Linked DNA regions of Homo sapiens: all the other regions are linked to region 3. Evidence: chromatin contacts called from ENCODE Hi-C or POLR2A ChIA-PET data. All regions are on one chromosome and are shown on one strand. Each heading gives the region's core, a stretch centred on a gene start or an enhancer-like site at or near the end of the contact. The rest is flanking DNA. Distances are from core to core; before and after follow the strand shown. Region 1 overlaps LOC107986790 (a long non-coding RNA gene). Region 2 has its middle 58 kb from the start of HECW1. Region 3 has its middle 180 kb from the start of INHBA. Region 4 holds the start of MRPL32 (mitochondrial ribosomal protein L32).

Region 1 (2,890 bases), core at 310-2,809, 1.2 Mb after region 3:
GGGTATGAATTTATAGAAGTGGCTTCCTTTTGAAATTGTATTACAGTGTGCTCTGAAAGCTTCAGAGGCTACAGGGAGAAGGTGCCTTCTTTTTGATAGAGTATTAAATTTTCTGTGTTAAAACTATGGAAAACAATCTTCTTCTACATTCTCTTTTTGAAATTATTGATGCTTTGGGAACATAATTACCATTTCCCTTGTACATCCCATTTCTTAAAATAAAATCTTTTACAATAAAGATTTACCTGTTAGCCCAAATCTGTCAAAACCTAGTGTAATATTCTTTTTACATTCCCATAGTAAATACCAGCATACAAATTCATTTGAGTGTCATGATTATTCCACGGATCAATGAGTGTAACAGATTGTGTGAAGTTGGTATAAACTGCATTACCATTGAGGGTTTCTTTTTTAACATCTTCCACTTGGACAACGAAAGAAAAAAATAGCTCCATTATCTGAAATAAAATATAACATAGAATATAATTAAGATGATTATTAATGCTTTTTATTTACATATGTTTGACTTTCAAGCCATCTGGCATCCCAGCTCTCTGCTTTATTTTTCTTTTGCCCATATTTCCTTCCTTACTTATTGTTAACGTAGCTTTATCTTATCTATTGGTATTTGTGAATTTCCTTAAGTCTGTTTTAAGATTTCAGGGGTAAATGAATAAAATAACTGATAAAATAGGCATTGTTAACAGAAAAACCAGCTCTGTAAAATATTTTAAAGAGGTTTATTCTGAGCCAATATGAGTGACCATGGCGGGGGAACACAGTCTCAAGAGGTCCTGAGAAAGTGGGTTTTACTTTTTCACTTTTTTCAGTTGCACACCAGGGTGGGTATGAATTTATAAAAGTGGCTTCCTTTTGAAATTGTATCACAGTGTGCTCTGAAAGCTGCAGAGGGCTACAGGGAGAAGGTGCCTTGTTTGTGATAGAGTATTAAACTTTCTATGCTAAAACTATGGAAAGCAATCTTCCCCTGCATTCTCTTTTTGAAATTATTGATGCTTTGGGAACATAATTACCATTTCCCTTGCACATCCCATTTCTTAAAATAAGATGTTTTTACAATAAAGATTTAAAATATTGAGGGAGCTGGGTTGCAGTTGAGTATTATACCTTTCGGGGAGGCAAGAGTTACAGGCAAAGACATCAATATTTTGCAGGTCTGTTCAGCTAAAGACAGGGTCCTTGTCCGTCCCCGGGCCATGAAAATTTAGGCTCAAAGACGGTTTGAAGGGTGGGTAAGACAAAGTTTTATTCGGTGAAAAGTGGGGAGAAAAAGGGGGAAACAGGGATCCTCAACAAGTCAGAGTCCCTGCTAGAGTGCTTGCCGCCAGCGGCTTGAATTCCAGGTTCCACACAGAAGAGGAGGAGCTGGCTCCTCCCTGCTGCAAAGGATGTGAACTATTGTGGCTCCATCCCAGTGTGCAGGCCAGCTGGAGTTTCTCTGGGGACCCCCTCCCACCTGGCTGTCTCATTCCCCGCTCTAGAGAGGTACATCTAACTGCCATTAGAATAAGGATAAGGAAGAAGAGCGATCTTAACTGCCTCCTGCTGACAGGGGGCGCTGTTTTGGGGGAAGCCGCAGTCAGAGCTCCCTCAGAGGCCTATTTAAGGGTTCCCAGCAGAAAGGGTCGTCATCAGAGGCTCCTGTTGCATGACTGACTGTAGTTTGATGGCCTGAAGGCAAGAATAGACAAACCAGCTTATTAGAAAACATGTATCAAAACAAAACAAGGAGAGGGGTAAGAACAGCTCAAAAATTCCAAGGCCTTTTACCAGTTTGCACAAGGCCAAAAGCCCAACTGGTTAAGAAAAAACTTTACGCTTTTGCCAGCATGTCAGTCTTCTGGGTTCCCTTCCCCTGAGCCCATTCCTAAGCCAGCCAGGTTAAGGTTTGGGAAATTAATTCTTTCCAGTTTGGAGGATGTTTCTGAGGGGAGTGTCCCATAGTATGAAGACACAATTACCTATCAGTGAAGAGGACAGAGGAGGAGAAAGGAAAAAAAGAAGGTGTTTTTTTTTTTTAAAAGGAGTCCTAGAGGTTCAGGATGCATTCAAAAGGGGTACAGACTGAAGGCGAATGGCTACCCATCTAGAAAGAGGGGGGCAGGCATCCCTGGTTCCCTTCTCTTCCTAGAAGATACCCAAGGTATTGTGGGACAATCAAAGATGGGAGAGACCGAACAGAGTGAGTCCAGGAAAGGTCTTTATTAAAAGGTGATCACCTGGCTCAGTAGGACTAGCGTCCAGGAAAGTCTGAGCCCCGGACAAAGAAAACAGCCACTTTTTAAGCAGCCAGTGGCCGGGAACTATGTGATGCAGGAAGTGTACTTACAGAAGTGAGAGCAAAGGCAGTTGATCAGTCTTTTACATTTATTTATATTACATGTTTCACATCTTTGGGAAACCATTAACTGTATAAACCATTTCTGTGTCAACCTTGTAACTTTGCAGCTGTGCTAGGGAGGTGAAGCAGGAACTCGCTGAGCCTCAAGGAATGTGAAACTAGCAAGTACAGATAAGGCTCGCTGAGCACAAAAGGAAAAACAGGCAGTTAGTATTTTTCTCTAACTTACACTACGGGGTGGGGCTACACTACAGTTAGCTTTGGAAGGAAAAAGTAAACATTTTTGGTTGTCTTTGATTATACTTGTAAAATTCATAAATTCCTTCTTCAGAGGTACATGAGGGAGAGAGGGAAAAGCATCCTCTTTCCTCTTCCATCTTTGCATCCCCAAGTCCCAGCAACCTTGGCAGGTGCCACCTTGGGTGGAAGAGCGGCTTGCACCCATGAAGCAGGGGGCCTAGTGGGTGAGAATCATCCGCTCTTATCCACATATGCCCTATCTCCCCTGCTGCCAGCAGCCTTGGATTC
Region 2 (2,912 bases), core at 286-2,785, 1.2 Mb after region 3:
CCTGGGTGACAGATGAGGCCCTGTCTCAAAAAAAAAAAAAAAAGAAAAACTGGAAAAAAGTCAAAGAATGTGGGATTCAGCAGGGGGAATATATGTCTAATGAAATCTTTGGTTTAAAAAAATGTTCCAGCCAGGTGTGGTGGCTCATGCCTGTAATCTCAGCACTTTGGGAGGACGAGGTGGGTGGATCACCTGAGGTCAGGAGTTTGAGACCAGCCTGGCCAACATGGTGAAACTCCGTCTCTACTAAAAATACAAAATTAGCCGGGCATGGTAGCCCGCAACTGTAATCCCAGCTACTAGGGAGGCTGAGGCAGGAGAATCGCTTGAACCTGGGAGGCAGAAGTTGCAGTGAGCTGAGATTGTACCACTGCACTCCAGCCTGGGTGACAGAGTGAGACTCAGTCTCAAAAAATAAATAAATAATTTAAAATGTTCCCAATTCTAACTGGGAGACGAATACATTTTTTAGGCATTAGATTAAAAAGGATTTTAACTCACCGCTTCAGTGTCAATAGATGACGTATCAACATATATTACTAAAAAGAAGTAACAATGACTACCATTGCCTTAATCTTCCTTTTCATTTCTAGCATTATTATGTCCTAAATAGGTGGCTTGGAAACTACCCTTCATTTTCCAGAATAGCATAAAAACATCAAACGTACGTTACCACCAATACAGTGGGTGTCTTGGAAACCATGCAGGAGTCTTTAATCTCCTGGCCACAATTTTTTTTATTCTTTCTGGCAATTTTAGGGAGCTCACTAAGAGCCAAATGTTATCATAGTTTAGCCTAAGCAGAAAATAAAAGTCCCTTGAGAGCTTACCTTATGGTTTTTAATAAAGTGCTTTCTCACTTTCATACAAGCTAGACGAAGTTAATTAGTTTGGATATGAGAAGCTGTTCCCTGTCCTCTTTCCCCTCCAAGCACTAATTAATATTAATGAGTAAAAGGATAAAATTACTAAGTACTCCTATAATTGTACTCGTGGATCATTTCCATAGGATGATCCTGAAATCCAGATAAATAGGACTAAATGCAGACTATCAACCATGACAGAGTTGCCAGACCTTGCTATAGATTTCACTGAAAACCCTGATAAGAGGGCTCTCCCCACCTTTAGGAAAGGATTTAAGAGGATTATTTTCCAGGAACTGATTGATTTTCTAATAGTGATGTTCCCGCTTTCCCTTCCTCCTTATTGCTTTCTTTTTTTCTCCCTCTTTGGCAGGGAGAAGCAGCGAGATTTGAGATTCTGCCATGCAAATTATTTTAACTCTTTAGATGCAAAGCTTTCAGGCTTTTATCCCAATGCTTCATGAGACTAAGAAGACAAAAGAGAGCACCACATTTTTTTGTGAAGTGAAGCTCTTGAAGGAGGATGTCAACAATGTGGTAAAATGGAAAGCTGGTCTGCAGACTGAGAGATGATGTTAAGATTGGTAAAAAGCAAGGCCCAGGCTCCTTTGGCCGCTCCTGCAGGCAGCTGAAAGTCATCTTCTGCAAATGTCTCAAGCCCAGTTAGAGTTAAGGTGTTTTCAGCATATTAATTAGGCTGCCAGGCTTGAGACAAAGGAAACCCATGTCTCTAGGGAATTACATCACTCAGTTGTAACCACCTTCGCTCCCTGGTTCTGGTATCACTGGGACTGAAACCTGACCGAGAGATGTTTCATAAGGGTTAAACATTACTACTTTCCCACTGAATAGTAGAGTAAGGCATTTTGTGGAGATTCTGGGTCTGAAAAATGAGGAAAGACTGTAAGGAAATGAAAAGGTAGGCGTCTTTTAAAAGGCAATCTATTGTGTTAGAATAAAACCAATAGTCATTTGTAGCGAAATGTATATATACTCATGAAAGCTACACCTGTATGTATTAAGAAGCTTTAAAAACAGGAAGAAGGTCTATGCCATACATACTCAAAACGCTTTTTTTGTTTTTGGTTGGTTGGTTTTCTTTTTGTTATTGTTGTTTGAGATAGAGTCTTGCTCTGTCACCAGGCTGGAGTGCAATGGCGCAATCTCGGCTCACTGCAACCTCCACCTCCCGGGTTCAAGTGATTCTCCTGCCTCAGCCTCCCAAGTAGCTGGGACTACAGGCGCATGCCACCACACCCGGCTAATTTTTGTATTTTCAGTAGAGACAGGGTTTCACCATGTTTGCCAGGCTGGTCACGAACTCCTGAACTCAGGTGATCCACCCACCTTGGCCTCCCAAAGTGCTGGGATTACAGGCATGAGCCACCGCGCCCAGCCATACCCGAAAAGTTTTAAGCATCTTGGTTAACAAGATAAATAGGAGCTATATGGCTGACTGACAGAATCAGGGGAAAAAAATAACTCCCAATTATATTTACAAGTAATTAAAGATATGGCTAGAATGCATTCAAATGATGGAAAGTCTCCATAATATTTAAGCTCTGCCTGTTTCCCTCACAAATGTCTTCGTTACAGATTCTAGCCTCATTAAGAAAGCCACACAGAAATAAAGAGATTCTAAATAGGATAGTGGCAGAGCTTGGGAAGGGTTTGAGGGATAGTCTTAGGGTTATAAATAAAAACAATGGGCTGGGCGCGGTGGCTCATGCCTGTAATCCCAGCACTTTGGGAGGCCGGGGTGGGCAGATCGCTTGAGGCCAGGAGTTCAAGACCAGCCTGGCCAGCATGGCAAAACCCTGTCTCCACTATTAGGTTGGTGCAAAAGCAATTGCGTTTTTTTTGCCATTAAAGTAATGGCAAAAAAATGCAATTGCTTTTGCACCAACCTAATAAAAATACAAACATTAGCTGAGCATGGTGGTGCAAGCCTGTGTTCCCAGCTACTCAGGAGGCTGAGGCATGAGAATCACTTGATCCTGGGAGGTGGAGGTTGCAGTGAGCCCAGAACATGCCACTGCACTCCAGCCT
Region 3 (3,293 bases), core at 75-2,574:
CACGGATTTGGCACTCACTCTTTGTCAAGAAAGGGGCCAGGCACCAGGGGTATATGCCAGATTTCCCACTGATGGTTGAGCTCCAGGCCCTATAAGCCTACAAAGGCTGGCTCAAGGAGGCCAGCTGTGAACACTCATGGCCCTGCAGTCTACCCTATGCCAACTCTAATGCTGGCAGGTTTTCACCTCACCTGCATTATTTTCTGCCTTTGCTGTATTTTGAAAGACAAACAGAAGATTATCTAACAAATACTGAAGTAGTCATTGGGATTACAGGGATCCACATGGTCAAAGGAGGTGAGGGGCGAACAATGAAGCTGTGTGTCCCAGGAGCTGTCAGTGTGCACATGGCTGGTCTATAGCATGAGAAAGGTAGGAGGAGGGCAGTGGATGTCAGTTTATGAAGGATAAAGGTTGTCAAAGTATTCCAATTAGGGGGCCGTCACCTACTAGCCTTCTGCTTTAAGAAGACCAGCCTGGCCAGGCGTAATGGTTCATGCCTGTAATCCCAGCACTTTGGAAGGCCAAGGCAGGTGGATCACCTGAGGTCAGGAGTTTGAGACCAGCCTGGCCAACATGGTGAAACCCTGTCTCTACTAAAAATACAAAAAATTAGCGGGTGTGATGGTGGATGCCTGTAATCCCAGCTATCTGGAAAGCTGAGGCAGGAGAATCACTTGAACCTGGGAGGCAGATGTTGCAGTGAGCCGAGATAGAGCCACTGCACTCTAGCCTGGGCAACAAGAGTGAAACTCCGTCTCAATTTAGAAAAAAGAGAAGACCAGGCTGACTACAACCCCAGGGACAGTCAGTGGCTTACACAGATCTTCTGGAACCTGATGTTATACAATTTGAGGAGCCCTTCTTAAGCAAAAAAATTCAAAACCAAGAATATATAATTAGGTATAAAACTGAACAGTTATTTAGAATGAGAAGATAAACCTCAAAAAAAATAGAACTTTAGAATGATGATAAATACCACAACCATAGGTTAAAACATGAGAATTCCAATAAATCTCTTTTGCAGAATTCTCATCAAGGAGGAAAGGAAAATGTATGAGGCCTGTATAATTGTATACACAGCATGGCGTGCTATATTCCTGAAAGGAGACAACTTCTGTTTTGACTAGCTGTCATTGAAAACAAAGTCCTCTGCTTACGATTTTACATATCTGACTTTGGAAGAATTTTCCAGAGACCAGCTTCCTGCTTTGTATATTTCAAACTTTGCTTCTCCTTGATTCTGCATAAACGTCTGGTGTCAGATGCTGCAGGACAAATTCATATCACCAGATGACGTTTGACCCTCCACTTCCTGTCACGAGGCTGGGTGCGTCAGTGCAGGGGGCCGTAGGAGTATTCCTAGAAGCCGTTCCTACACCAGGATGACTAGTAATAACTTAACTGCATTCAGAAACAACTACCAACCACAAAAATATCCCCTACTGAACCCAAACTAAATATATTCGCAACTCAACTTCCTTTTAGCTGGGGCCCCAAAGTGCTGGTGACGACGCTGACACCCTAACAGTAGGTGCACAGAGGGGAAGTCGAAACAGAAAGGGGAAGCAGTCTTAACCAATTATGGCTAAATATAGCTCACTTTTAATACATTTTACAAAAATATATGACCATGTGAACACATTGCAAGGTCTTCCCCCAGCTCTTGTAAGGGACCGTGCAAGTGAGGCCCTGAGCTGAAGTTTATTAGTTTATTAGCTAACAGGTAGATCTTTCTCTGAGGACTCACAGATCTATCTGGTGGTCTGACTGCAGCTGAGGACCCCAATCTGGAGTAATAGTAAATAGCTGTAGAAGCCAAGGATCAGAGGCGAGGCAATGCCATTGTAGTGGAAGGGATACATTCGAATGGTAATTAGCAGGTGGAACCAAGATGATTACAGTTTGGAAGAGGACAGAGTTAAAAATGTGGCACCATCTAGTCTGGCACTTGCCCCTCTTAATTTATCCAAAACATTGAACAACACTTAATAACTTGTGCCAGGCATAGTGCTTGCTGCCAAGCAGAGGGGAGGGTGTGTGACCTGGGCTGTGAACTCATACTGGCCGGCTCGCTGTAGCGTCCCCTGCCAGCCTCAGCTCCAGAGGATGTCTGTTTCTCCTCTACTCAGTCAGCAAGGGATCTTTCTCTTTGTTCTTACGAATGAGGCCACCCATTAAGATGTGTCTAGATACTTTGGCTCCCAGGTCACACCCAACTATTGCCTCTTTTTGATCCAATATATACTTTTTCCGTAAACTGGTCAAAACCCATACTTACACAGAGATGGAAAGAGGAGTATAATTTCAAATTGCAAGGGGAAGCTGGATATAACTCAGTTTTTAAATCTCGAATGTATATATTTTTGGCCTGATTTCCCACTCTGAACCCCCAAATCAGTAAAATCACAAGGTGAATGCAAACAGGAAAGAGAAAGGAGAAAACATGTCTGCCAGCCCATAGATATGACCCTGGGGCCCTGGGGGAAAAGAGAAAGCAGGCACTTTCCCATCATTACGGCTGCACCACCGCAGTAATGATGCCCTGAGAACATGAAAGCCAGCAGTAGGGGAAACCCCACCAAACATTTGAGATCCGCAGTCTAGGGATTACTCCCCGCCAGGCACTCGATCTTTGCACAAATCTTACAGCTAACGTGCTCCTTTCACAGGAAGCCTTTACTGCTTCTCAAATAATCCCGAAAGGAGAGTTGCTGGATGTCCCATAATGAATAAAACTGCTGATAGGAATGGAAAAAGTTTATGAAGGATTTGTAAACCCAAAATACCATATGTGGAGTCAGAACGTTTTATTTATACCTTTGCCTGATACTTTGCCCGCGCATACAGGATTATGGAAGAAATATATGGCCGCCTGCTGGCCCAGAATTCTCTCAGGCCATCCCCACCGGCCTGCAGGGAGCGCCGCTGACCCTGGGCCAAACGTCCTGTAGCACAAAATTCCTTTCCAAGTTGAAAGGAAAAGTAATAGAGAGTAGAATTTAAAACAGCAAACATAGGCCCGTATATTTTGTTTCTGTTTCACTCTACAAATAAAAATAAACCTAAATGGCCTCTTTTGGCATAAGATTATAGGTTAAAAAATAAATCCACAGCATATTATATAATAAGATAAGAATAATTAAGACCAATATATTTCCTTTTAAGAAACTTGATGGATAACCTTTAAGATGTTTTGAAGGTTGTGTTCAGGCCACACACATGATAGGCAATATTTTATCTTTCTTTTTTACAAAGAAAGAAAGCTAATTTTGCTTAAAATAGTAGGAGGT
Region 4 (3,078 bases), core at 81-2,580, 1.1 Mb after region 3:
TTTTGTTATCAGAAAAAAAACCCAGTTTGAATGTCAACTCAGCTACTCACCGATGACCTTAGACAAGTTGTTTAATTTGTACAAGCTGCGGTTAGTTCATCTGTAAGAAGCTGAGATAACATTCATTATAGCAGTGGAAAGAGATGGAGCAGGTTAAGGTTAAGTTGCACCTAACAAAGTACTCAACAAGTTAGATCCCGCCTGCCTTCAGTTGTCAGGAGTACATTTTAAGTAAACTGGGCATTACTGATCCTTAAGAAAATGGGTAAGTCAGAAAACTTCCCCAGTCAATTTTTAAAAGTCTTCGGCGATGGTTTTCTCACGTTGAGAGCCATGGTTCGCCCCAACTGTATTTTGGAAAGTAAACTTATTATTCTAATCCCCTTTTCTACAATAGAAAAACCTACAATCTTGTTTAAAGTAAACATCCCCCTCCCCGACGTTCCCCCCAGTCCACCAAAAAAAGACCAAAACTCAAACTTGCCTCGTTGTTAGGGGTTCACAAAAAAGTGATAGGGGCTTTCGGTTTTTAGTCCTTATGTTTCTAATTCGTGCATCGAAGAAACCGAAAGCGGGAGGTTTTGAAAGACACTAGTGCCAAATGGAGACCAAGACTCCGACTTAACTGTAAAGCTGAGAGTTTTCCAAGAAAAGGGAACCCCACATATTTGACCAAGATTCCAAGTTTCAGAAACCACCGCATCAGGTCTACTTGAGCCAGGAAAAAAATCCTGAGTTCGGAACGGGCCACCCAGAGATGGTTAAGCTAAAACTGCCTTCTTTTCTGGTCTCCAAAGTGAAAGCGAATCCTTGGCTATGTGCCTCACCGTCCCGCAGCCCCATGTTAACCCCGCAAAACCGCATCCCCCCGACCCTCCAGCAGCCTCCGACCAAGGAAGCTCCAGGAATCCCGGGTCGGCCTGGCAAATGACTTTGCAAAGCCGCATTTCCAACTCCATTCCCTACTGGACCCTCCAGAAGCACCAATGCCGACGTCAGGATGGGAAAAACTAAATCGACAGAGTACCAGCAACCTCGACTACGCTGAAGACCTCGAGGGCCCCTTCCATACCTGAATGTAGTCAGCGAAAAGCTGTACCCGCGCTCCGCCATCTTTACCCGAAGAGCCAAAGCACAGCCGCACACATGCGCACTGTGGCCGATTTCCTTTCATTTCCCCGCCCCTCACCTTTCCTTTACTCTCTATGATTGGAGGAGAGTCAGAGCTGCTCCAAGAGCATGCGGGGTGTTGTAGTTCTAAGAAGCGAGGCTTGCCCGATTCTGTGCCTGTGCGCATGCTGAAAGCAGGGGCGGGACCGGGGCGGTCTTCCAGCAGGGAAAATGGCGCTGGCCATGCTGGTCTTGGTGGTTTCGCCGTGGTCTGCGGCCCGGGGAGTGCTTCGAAACTACTGGGAGCGACTGCTACGGAAGCTTCCGCAGAGCCGGCCGGGCTTTCCCAGTCCTCCGTGGGGTAGGTAAAGAAGGGCTCCGTGGGAGAGGGGGCTGATGACGGGACCTCGGGCAGCGTAGCAGACGCAGCTTACACAGTTCGCCCTCAGCCCCGGTTCTGATCCGCGGCCTCATGTCGGGGACGTAGTTCGTGACATTCCCATATTAGCGAGAACAGAACGACTGTTTTTGCGCTCCCTCCACCGCAAAAAAAAAAAAAAAAAAATTCCTCTGCTTGTTCCATTCGTACACAGAATGTAACCCAAGCTTGTGTCAAAGATAAATCATAGCCAGCCAGTAAGTAAAGCGCTGAAAACAGATTTTATTCAGTAACTACTGCAGGTAAAGAGCTGAGCTCCATCCCGGTTTGTGCAGAGGTGACTTTGGGCGTTTTAAAGGGAGAATGAGCGAGGCGGGAGTGTAGGGGCTCTGTAGAGTCAGAGAAGTGTAGTATAGTGAAGTCAGTGCAAATGTGATTAGCCGGCTGTGTCTGCTAGCTCGCAGTTGTCTTAGGGAGAATTCTATCCTCCCGCAGAGACTGGGAGACAAAGGCCCTATCCTTCCTAATGATTAGATTTCGAAGGAATGGCTCTCAGGGCCTTGAAAGAAAAGCTTCCGAGTTAGTTGCAAGGGATACGTATTTACAATTATATGCCCTTTCCAGGAAATGCTCTAAGGGAGTTCGGGACCTACTATCGGGGTATGTTGGCCAAAATAAATAGGAAATTTTCCAGGCAGCGTTGAGCTTTCTCAGGCAGGCACTTTAAAGGGGGGGCCGAGGTCATCCTAGGATACAGCCTTATGCTGCTAGAAACTATGCTAGAGTTTGGTCAAGTCTGTGGAGTTCAGGGATTTGTACAGAGTTGTCCTGAGAGGACAGTTCTGCAGGTCTCACTTGGCATCAAGGCTCACCACTCTCTGGATCTGTCTTTCCTTTCCAGCCCTGCCCTCACCTCCCCTCCCGCTTCCCCTCTCCCCCCTCTCCTCTTCCCTTCCCTTCCCTCCCTTCTTTCCTCCCTTCCTCCCTCCCTCCCGCGCAGTACATGTTTTCTGTGGTGTTTGAGCTCTGAGGAGCTGAATTCTGTTTCCCATGTTTCACTTGGAATTAATTTTAATTGGAAGTATCTTGGATGTTGAAACTGTCATGGCTTTGGCATTTACATTCTACTCAATTTCTAAGCAGCCTGAAAGTGATAATATCCAGAAATATACCAAGAAAATATATGCCACTATATGCCAAGCAATGTGCCAAGCTTTCTACATGTACTTCCTGGGATAATCTTGACAACAGTCCCATTAGGTGTATACACTTTCCAACTGAAACAGTAGGCTCACAATGGTCCCAAGTTCACAGACAGTCCTGAGCCTGTGTTGTTAATCACCGGGGCATGCTTGGCAATACTTGTGGACATACTGAAAATAAATGCCAGTTGTTAAGTGTTAGAGAACTTTGTGTATTTTTAAGAGTTCTTAAGATCAAAAGAAGTATGTGGGCTGGGCGCGGTGGCTCACACCTGTAATCTCAGCACTTTGGGAGGCCAAGGTGGGTCCATCACCTAAGGTCAGGAGTTCAAGACCAGCCTGGCCAACATTGTGAAACCCTGTCTCTACTAAAAATACAAAATTAAC

The links. A loop is a pair of places that touch in the nucleus more often than their neighbours do. ChIA-PET counts read pairs that join two places held with the same protein, here RNA polymerase II (POLR2A). Pooled maps may share reads with other maps.
Region 1: a loop to region 3 is called in a map with no recorded cell type, with 18 times the contacts of the local background. The contact joins two enhancer-like sites. A Hi-C loop is called at or near these places in 4 of 37 single-sample maps with no recorded cell type and 7 of 50 pooled maps.
Region 2: a pooled map shows a loop between it and region 3 (10-fold over the local background). The contact joins two enhancer-like sites. A Hi-C loop is called at or near these places in 7 of 37 single-sample maps with no recorded cell type and 4 of 50 pooled maps.
Region 4: a pooled map shows a loop between it and region 3 (12-fold over the local background). The contact joins the promoter of MRPL32 here to the enhancer-like site in region 3. A Hi-C loop is called at or near these places in 4 of 37 single-sample maps with no recorded cell type and 12 of 50 pooled maps. POLR2A ChIA-PET finds 5 or more read pairs at or near these places in 1 of 52 experiments (activated B cell).

What each region holds. Positions count from the first base shown.
Region 1 is chr7:43,070,297-43,073,186 of GRCh38, forward strand. LOC107986790 (a long non-coding RNA gene) reads right to left here. Exons shown (of 3, transcript XR_001745189.2): 2 at 1,558-1,692; 3 at 1-458. Among named protein-coding and RNA genes, the nearest start is that of HECW1, 41 kb to the right of the region's middle. Within about 2 kb of position 1,560, at least 3 of the 41 ENCODE cell types and tissues checked have a DNase peak (open chromatin) inside an H3K27ac peak, as active enhancers do.
Region 2 is chr7:43,053,321-43,056,232 of GRCh38, forward strand. No RefSeq gene overlaps it. Among named protein-coding and RNA genes, the nearest start is that of HECW1, 58 kb to the right of the region's middle. Within about 2 kb of position 1,536, at least 2 of the 41 ENCODE cell types and tissues checked have a DNase peak (open chromatin) inside an H3K27ac peak, as active enhancers do.
Region 3 is chr7:41,880,412-41,883,704 of GRCh38, forward strand. No RefSeq gene overlaps it. Among named protein-coding and RNA genes, the nearest start is that of INHBA, 180 kb to the left of the region's middle. RefSeq lists an enhancer at 1,028-1,577. Within about 2 kb of position 1,325, at least 12 of the 41 ENCODE cell types and tissues checked have a DNase peak (open chromatin) inside an H3K27ac peak, as active enhancers do.
Region 4 is chr7:42,931,046-42,934,123 of GRCh38, forward strand. MRPL32 (mitochondrial ribosomal protein L32) reads left to right here and starts at 1,331. Exons shown (of 3, transcript NM_031903.3): 1 at 1,331-1,471. The coding sequence starts at 1,342. PSMA2 (proteasome 20S subunit alpha 2) reads right to left here and starts at 1,129. Exons shown (of 8, transcript NM_002787.5): 1 at 1,073-1,129. The coding sequence starts at 1,113. RefSeq lists an enhancer at 1,280-1,509.